Regions from separate parts of the Homo sapiens genome. Here region 2 is linked to region 1. Evidence: chromatin contacts called from ENCODE Hi-C or POLR2A ChIA-PET data. All regions are on one chromosome and are shown on one strand. The core of a region is the stretch at or near the end of the contact, and the rest is flanking DNA. Distances in the headings are between cores, read along the strand shown. Region 1 overlaps NEK7 (NIMA related kinase 7). Region 2 holds the start of MIR181A1HG (MIR181A1 host gene).

Region 1 (4,028 bases), core at 593-3,092:
GGGTAATGTCCAATTAATACTGAATGGAAATACAATTGTGCAAATTAACTCACACTTATTCAAATTCCCAATCAATAGAAAAATGCAGCAAGAGCTTTTTTCTTCCTCCCTCCACCCCTTCCTCCATTCTTTCTTTCTTCCCTTCTTTCTTTCTGTTTCTAATGAGAAGGTTCTGCAATGTAAAATATAATCACTAGAGACAGAATTGAGCCCTGTTTTCCACACTCAGAATCAGAGAAGGGATCCAAGAGTCCCCAGAGACCTCCAAATGGATCTCAATCCATCCAACCTCCCATCTTGACAATCTGTGGCAGATTGGCAGCTATGTTCTCTCCATTCTATTCTGTATGTTGAGCTTGTAATTTTACTTTGAAAATAATGGATTTTGAAGATTGTTACTCTACTTGAGAGTCCACAATGCATCCTCAATTGCCTACGGTTCAAATTCCTCTGTCTGGCTCCAATGCTCACCACAATCTGGGCTCATATTTATAGCCTGGCTTAAGTTCCAATTCCACCAATTCCAACAGCTCAAATTGACATCTCCATTCTGTGAACTCTTATTTAAATCAGGAACCCATGCCACAGGGTTTAACATTAAACTGTTCTAGATAGACTCTTGTTCCCCTGGAGGGCAGGAATAATACCACTAGTTTCTTTTTTATTTCCCTGGGTGCTCAGAGATCACAGTAGAAATTTAATCCATTTTAAAAATGAATCAGAGTTCTTTTGTAAGGGAATAATCGTTCCAAAAGTAATCTCTTTCATAAACACTAATAACTACATCCCATATTGTGTTTTCTTAAGCTCTGAGTGGCATATTAAAACAGAGAAGACTGCAATTCTTATATGCTGCTGGCGAAAACTTACACCAGTGCAACTTTGGAAAGCAACTTGGCATTAACTTGCAGTACACATGCATCCCCTGTGGGATGCAGTCATTTCCACTCTTAAGCACAAACAAGAGAGAAATTCTTGTATGTGTAAACTAGGAAAGACATGAGAATATCAGAGAAGCATTGTTTGTAATAGCAAATAACTGTAAACAACTTAAACAACAATCAACAAGAACAAGTGAATATTATACAGTAGCAAAAAGGATAAACTACAGCACATGCACCAACACGGACTAATTGCTCAAACACGAAGCTATGTGAAAAAAGCAAGCTGTGTGAGTGTGTGTGCGTGTAATACATATATAAAACATGCTTCATTTATGTAAAGTTTAAAAAAATGCAAAAGTAAACAATAGACTATTTTAGAAATTCATACCAATGTAGGAAAAACAATAAAGAAAAACAAAGGAATGATAAACATTACATTCAGGATATGGTTATCTCTGAGGGAAGGGAGTAGCACACACATGTCGAAAATATTTTTAATGTTTATTTCTTAAGCTGCCTTGTGGATATGCGGGTATCTCTATTATTGTTTACATCTAACACATATACCAGATAAAACCTTTTATAAATCATTAGTTTCATTTTTAAATGTAAATTAAAACTGTTCATCTCTATATTGGCTGTCACAAGTATACTAATCATCTTAAGAAGTTTAAAAAAAAAAAGACATTTAGATTTCACAGGTATCTGCAGAAAAAAGATAAAAGAGTTGCAAAGCAAAATAGTCTGTAGCACAGGTGAAGAATAACTATTACCATAATTGAAAAAGGGAAGTAAAAGTGTATGATTCACTGTGTGATTTACTGTTTGATGTCATACACACTGGAAGGCAGAAAGACAAGTACTTTCTAGGCCAGAGGACCTCATTAGGGCAAGTGAAACACTCAGGGCTCTGGCAAGTGAGCATTCCAGGGTAGCTCAGTTGGACTGCAACTCCAGGGTTAGGGCAGGACTTGGAAAGAGGAGCTGGAGCAAGATAAATGAATTCGAGAAGACAGGAAAGGGTCTGGATTAGAGAGCAAATCTGATTCCAGAATGACACAAATACAATAAGAGATTTTAAAGTTAGGTATCAATGTTCTAATTTTATCTGCCTCGTTTTTATTTCCAAGTAAATAAAGTTCACTTCATTTTCCTTTCATTTTTTTGCTGGTATAGTTTAACTGCCATTTACTAACTTCGGGCAGTACATTTTGTGACTCTAGTTTCTGACTACAGTGCCTATAGCTGTAGAACTTCAGTGAGTATTCAACATCTAGTTAAATGTCCAGGTAGAAGTAATGGTGATGACTCAAATCTGCCTCTTAAAATCTAGAGTTGTGAAAGCTTTTTGAGGTTCAATACGAGCTAAATTTTTAAAGCCTAGAAATAGTGTTAAAACTAATATTTCCACTCCATACTACACTTGTTTCTGGCTTTTAAAATACAACGTTCAATCTTTCCCAGCATTCTCAACTTAAGGCTATCAGTACCCAATCATTCAGGATATACTTTTCTCATCTATAATTCACATAGTATAATTTTACATTGATTTATATAATTAAAGTCATCTTACCTGCACTTTTTTTAAAGCTACTGGTACTCCATCCAAGAGACAGGCTGCTCTATAAACTTCACTAAATTGTCCGCGACCAATTTTCTTTTCTATTCGAAAGTTGGCTAATGTATTATAGCCCATATCCGGTCGTAAGGCCTTCTGTAATTAAAAATGTCAGAAAAATTTTCAATCACACAATATACACGCAATACACACAATCACTGATCATTTTCATATATGTAGGTGACACATAGGGTAAGTTTGCAGACATCCATTCACTCAACAACAAATATTTACTGAACTTATGCCAGGCACTGTCCTACACACTGACGATACAGTAGCAGACTAGAGAGACAATAATCCCTGTACCTGAGGAACTTACATTCTAGTGAGGGGAATAAACAAGGAATACATTAAAACATACATATATATATATGTGTGTTTTAATAAATATATAAAACATACATACATGTTTTAATAAATATGTAAACATACATACATGTTTTAATACATAAACATACATATGTTTTAATATATAAACATACATATATGTTTTAATATATAAAACATACATATACATGTTTTAATAAATATATAAACATACATATATATGTGTATATATGTACTTTTTATATATATATATATATATATATATATATATATATATATAGTATGTGAGATAGGAAAGCCTAAAAAGGAAGTTAATTAAGGAAGAAGGATACAACATAGGGATGAAGAGTCTGAACTTTTAGATAAGAACTCCTTGCAAAGGATACCCAGGAATTGAACTCAGCTCTGCACCAAGCAGACCTAATAGACATCTACAGAACTCTCCAACCTAAATCAACAGAATATACATTTTTTTCAGCACCACACCACACCTATTCCAAAATTGACCACATAGGTGGAAGTAAAGCTCTCCTCAACAAATGTAAAAGATCAGAAATTATAACAAACTGTCTCTCAGACCACAGGGCAATCAAACTAGAACTCAGGATTAAGAAACTCACTCAAAACCGCTCAACTGTGTGGAAACTGAACAACCTGCTCCTGAATGACTACTGGGTACATAACGAAATGAAGGCAGAAATAAAGATGTTCTTTGAAACCAACGAGAACAAAGACACAACGTACCAGAATCTCTGGGACACATTCAAAGCAGTGTGTAGAGGGCAATTTATAGCACTAAATGCCCACAAGAGAAACCAGGAAAGATCCAAAACTGACACCTTAACATCACAATTAAAAGAACTAGAAAAGCAAAAGCAAACACATTCCAAAGCTAGCACAAGGCAAGAAATAACTAAAATCAGAGCAGAACTGAAGGAAATAGAGACACAAAAACCCTTCAAAAAATTAATGAATCCAGGAGCTGGTTTTTTGAAAGGATCAACAAAATTGATAGACTGCTAGCAAGACTAATAAAGAAGAAAAGAGAGAAGAATCAAATAGACGCAATAAAAAATGATAAAGGGGATATCACCACCGATCCCACAGAAATACAAACTACCATCAGAGAATACTACAAACACCTCTACGCAAATAAACTAGAAAATCTAGAAGAAATGGATAAATTCCTTGACACATAC
Region 2 (4,028 bases), core at 644-3,143, 680 kb before region 1:
GCTGCTGCAGGAGGGTTACAATTCAGGAAACTCCTTGGTGGCTCTTGATATCTGGCTGAAATGGAATTTTTGACACTATTTTTGAAATGATCTGGTACTTATTCTGCTAAACAGTGGGTTTCAGATTTTGAACCAGCAGTAGGACTCATTAATACCCAGGCTGATGTTCTGAGAGCATGTGCCCCTTCAACTGATGTGGAAGCTCCTATGATTGCAAGACCCTGTGTGAGGCTGCTTGTAGGGCCCCAAGATAAATATGGTTCCATGACTGCTCCTCTGATGCTTATTTCCAGTCCCCTATGGATCACTTAATGGTATGATCTGGGTCTGAACCAAACAGACCCAGATAATGACATGACCACAGTTAATATTCCATATTTATGCCAAAATATTCTAATATATTAGACAAGAAAAAAAAAATGGAAAAATCAAGTCTTATTTAACACTGTGATGAGAATCCATATAGTGTGTAAAACAGATCAGAGCTGATTTGAATCACATGCTACCAGCTACCATCTACATAATACTGAGTAGTATACACCTCATTTCCTCATCAATGAAATCAGCAAAATAGAATAATTGACTCATTAACAGTTGTGAGAACTGAATGAGGGGCTCTAAAGGGTTTTGCACATTACTTGCCATACAGTAGGAAGGAACCTATAAGTGACAACCATCATTATTTGGAAGGACACATACCTAGTTGGAAAAAGTAGGTATGGAATCAGCCACTTGGGTTCAAATCCAGGCACTACCATGGTAGTAAAACATTTGAGTCTGTTTTTGCCGAGGAGAAATGAAAGTAGTCAAACTTATTCTATGGGTTGTACAATTATTGAATTAAATGAGAAGGTAACTGGCTCTTAGTAGGTACGTAAGACAGAGCAAACTAGTATTTATTTCAATGTTTCCTTCATTTATTTTGCATAACACGGTGGATCAGTGTTATGAAGAGAGTCACTACTGTCAGAGGCTACATTCCTCACCTTTAACATAGGGAATGTGAGACTTGATGACTTCTAAGGTAGTTTACAGCCTCTAAATCTTTACAAACACATTTAAGTATTTTTAAGGAATTGGGTGAATTAAAGAATCCTAGCAAAACTAAAAATACCTTCTGACTGGCAGTTTCTGGACATTCTGCCTTACATAAAGTGGTAAATTAAAGAGTGACTTTGATGGAGAAATATATTTCTTCTTTATCCCTTCTTAGTTAAAGCCCCTTATTTGATTTGTTTTGATATTGTTGCCTTTTATTATTTCCCAGAGTTATTTCTAGCCCTCCTTTCTCCAAAATGTAATAATTACTCAAAAGTTAATTCTGTTGTTGGTGTCACTAATGGACAATTTAGTTTATTAGTTTAGAACTACAATAAAGTCTCTGTAAATGTAAAAATAAAATTTGAAAATGCGTCATTGAAAATAATTGATTTTGTGCTTCAAAACATGACAGTTCTGCAAAGGAATATGATGATAATTTACTTTCTGTCACTTCCAAGGTTAACTGAAGGGAGAAAAAAATACAAAAAACATTTTTTCTGACAGGCAAACAGGCAAATTATAGACAAAACTGCAGGGCAGGGGGATAAAAAGAAAAAAGAAATCTTAAAAAAGCTGAGCTTCCAATCACCTCCCACCAGTCTCTGTGAAGGATGACTTCAGTCCCTTTCTTAACTAATTCTGTCACTGTAAAATCCTACAGTCATTCTTCCACACATAGAGGACAAATAAGCTCAAGAGGAGGATCTAGATGCTTTCAGTTTTAACTATTCACCAATGGTGGAAAAGGCAGAATGCCTAAGCTATGTCTTTGTGGCCAATAGGATAGCTCTGTATCTCTCACATGACTCACTGCCCCTGTCTTTCACATGGGCTGTAATTTAGTTCAATTCAGAACTGCAGATAGTACAGCTTCCACAGGAGCAAGGGATGTCTGAGCACAAGTGGCTGAGTTCCGAGTGACTTTATGAAGCACTTTCTACCTTCCTCTCCGGCATGAAAACAGGGATTCTGCACCTGCATCATGGACAGTCTGGCAAAAGCCTCTGCTCTGCCTCCGGGGACAAGAAACTAGAGCAAATAACCGTTTTGAAATTGTAAGTATACCTTTCTTTCCGTCAAGTGTACTGATTAAAATAGTTTTATGTCATAAACATCCAATATTTGAAGATTTCTTAAGGGTACTCTTTCATGTGTATATTGAAGGTTATTCAGCTGGCAGGAAAATATTCCAGGGACAATTGTTGCATACTTTATTCTGTTGAGGATAAAGAATTAAAAATAAAAGTCAGGCATTCCAAAGAGTAGCTGTAGGAGGCTGTGCGCTGGAACATCGCTCTAGTGTGCTGCTTTGTTCATAAGAAAAAATGAAGGCACACGCATATGTACTTAGTTCACTTCTTTTTGCTCTTTATGTCTAATCAGATTTGCTCTGTCCCCAAGAAAAATAAAAGACAAACTTTGCTGACTCCACTGACAAGGGCACCATAGACTTTCCAGACATCTGACAGTTATTATAATTAGCTATGAAAGACTGCAAAGACACTTGGGGGCAAATAGCTCTTAAATTCTGAACAATGGCTTCAAGCCAGGGCTTTATATGTTTTTTTAACCACCACTTTTAATTTTATAATAAGGATAGAGACTGAACTGGTTTCGGTGTTGTAGTCCACACAATGTGAAATAAAGTCCCAGCAGAAGTGAAGGCGACTGAAAGTGGCCAGTGTAAAGACAGAAGGAAAAGACAGCTTTCTGTCTTAGGATCTAGCCTTCCATGTATAAAGATTTTTTTTTTTTTTGAAATTCCTAATAGGGTGGAGTGAGGATGTGGGGGTGGGGAGGAAGCATGCGGAAGCTTCTTTATAGAAGAATGCTTGAAGAATAAAATAATTTGGCATTTCTTCTTTCTAGCAAGCAAAAGATATGATTAGCATCTAAGTTCCTTACATTCATAGTGAGGTTTTTTGATGGAGTTCAAACAGAAGCAACATACAATGCAGTTTTTAAATTTATAAAATAATTGGAAACAAATGGATAGAATGTTCCTGCATTACTGCTTTCTTTTTATATTCAGCTACAGTAATCTAGCAATACATTATGCCTTTACTTTTAGAATTATCCACATCCTTAAAAAGTTATAAGCTAAGTCTTATAAGAAATTAAAAGGCAAATCACACCAGTGTGATTATGACTGATGAAGATTTTGAATGACAAAGCCTCCAACAAAAAGAGTTTGTGAAAAACATTGTCCTCCTCATTTTTAAAAGAGAATATTAACTCCATCAATTATTGAAAGGAATTATTCAAAGGCTCCAGACATAACTAATTATGGCTTAAAGAGAGCTGCCAGAGCAGAGCCTGTGTTCTAATTATAAAAGTCCAAGACGTTAGGATTCATTTTCTTAAGGAGGGCTTGAAAATAAATACAAATTTTCACATAATCTTATAAAAATACACCATTTTTTTTCTTTGTCTGCTCTCATGTTATCTACACCTCCCCCACCGCCGCCCACTGTGTGCTGAGACACCTGAAGGCTAGACATAATGATCAACAGAGCTCCAGCCTGTCTGGACTCCAGCCAGATTTTTTTCCCCTTCTACAATCAAGGAGCTTGCACGCAATGCATGCCGAGCCTATTCCACTGCTATGTGCAGATCCGGGATGGAAGTCTTACACATACTGCGGAAAGATTAAAGACAACAATATCCCCTTTCTCTTACCCTAGACAGCCTCAATTTTTAACCCTTTCATTACCTTTGAAACCAAGACGTCTTACCCATTCAAAGGCAGGTCTCAAGGGACTTTGCAACTCCCGCACCACATCATACAGATGCACATGCCTCATTTGGTGTAGAAATCTCATCTCAACAGATCTTATCAGAATATTTTAGGAACTAATAGTGTGCTAACTAAACATAATGTAATTTGTTTGTGTGGGGAATGCATGTTTGAATGAACTTATGCTGCATGAAATCTGGAACAAGTCAAAGGTCTGTCGAAAGATTCTTGCAAACCTTGCAGAAGGTTA

Evidence for each region. A loop is a pair of places that touch in the nucleus more often than their neighbours do. ChIA-PET counts read pairs that join two places held with the same protein, here RNA polymerase II (POLR2A). Pooled maps may share reads with other maps.
Region 2: a loop to region 1 is called in a pooled map, with 3 times the contacts of the local background. The contact joins the promoter of MIR181A1HG here to the enhancer-like site in region 1. A Hi-C loop is called at or near these places in 5 of 37 single-sample maps with no recorded cell type and 7 of 50 pooled maps. POLR2A ChIA-PET finds 5 or more read pairs at or near these places in 1 of 52 experiments (activated CD4-positive, alpha-beta T cell).

What each region holds. Positions count from the first base shown.
Region 1 is chr1:198,251,610-198,255,637 of GRCh38, reverse strand. It overlaps NEK7 (NIMA related kinase 7), which reads right to left. Exons shown (of 10, transcript NM_133494.3): 3 at 2,458-2,598. Among named protein-coding and RNA genes, the nearest start is that of NEK7, 97 kb to the right of the region's middle. Within about 2 kb of position 1,842, at least 4 of the 41 ENCODE cell types and tissues checked have a DNase peak (open chromatin) inside an H3K27ac peak, as active enhancers do.
Region 2 is chr1:198,935,294-198,939,321 of GRCh38, reverse strand. MIR181A1HG (MIR181A1 host gene) reads left to right here and starts at 1,893. Exons shown (of 3, transcript NR_040073.1): 1 at 1,893-2,096. RefSeq lists enhancers at 1,593-1,642, 2,043-2,102.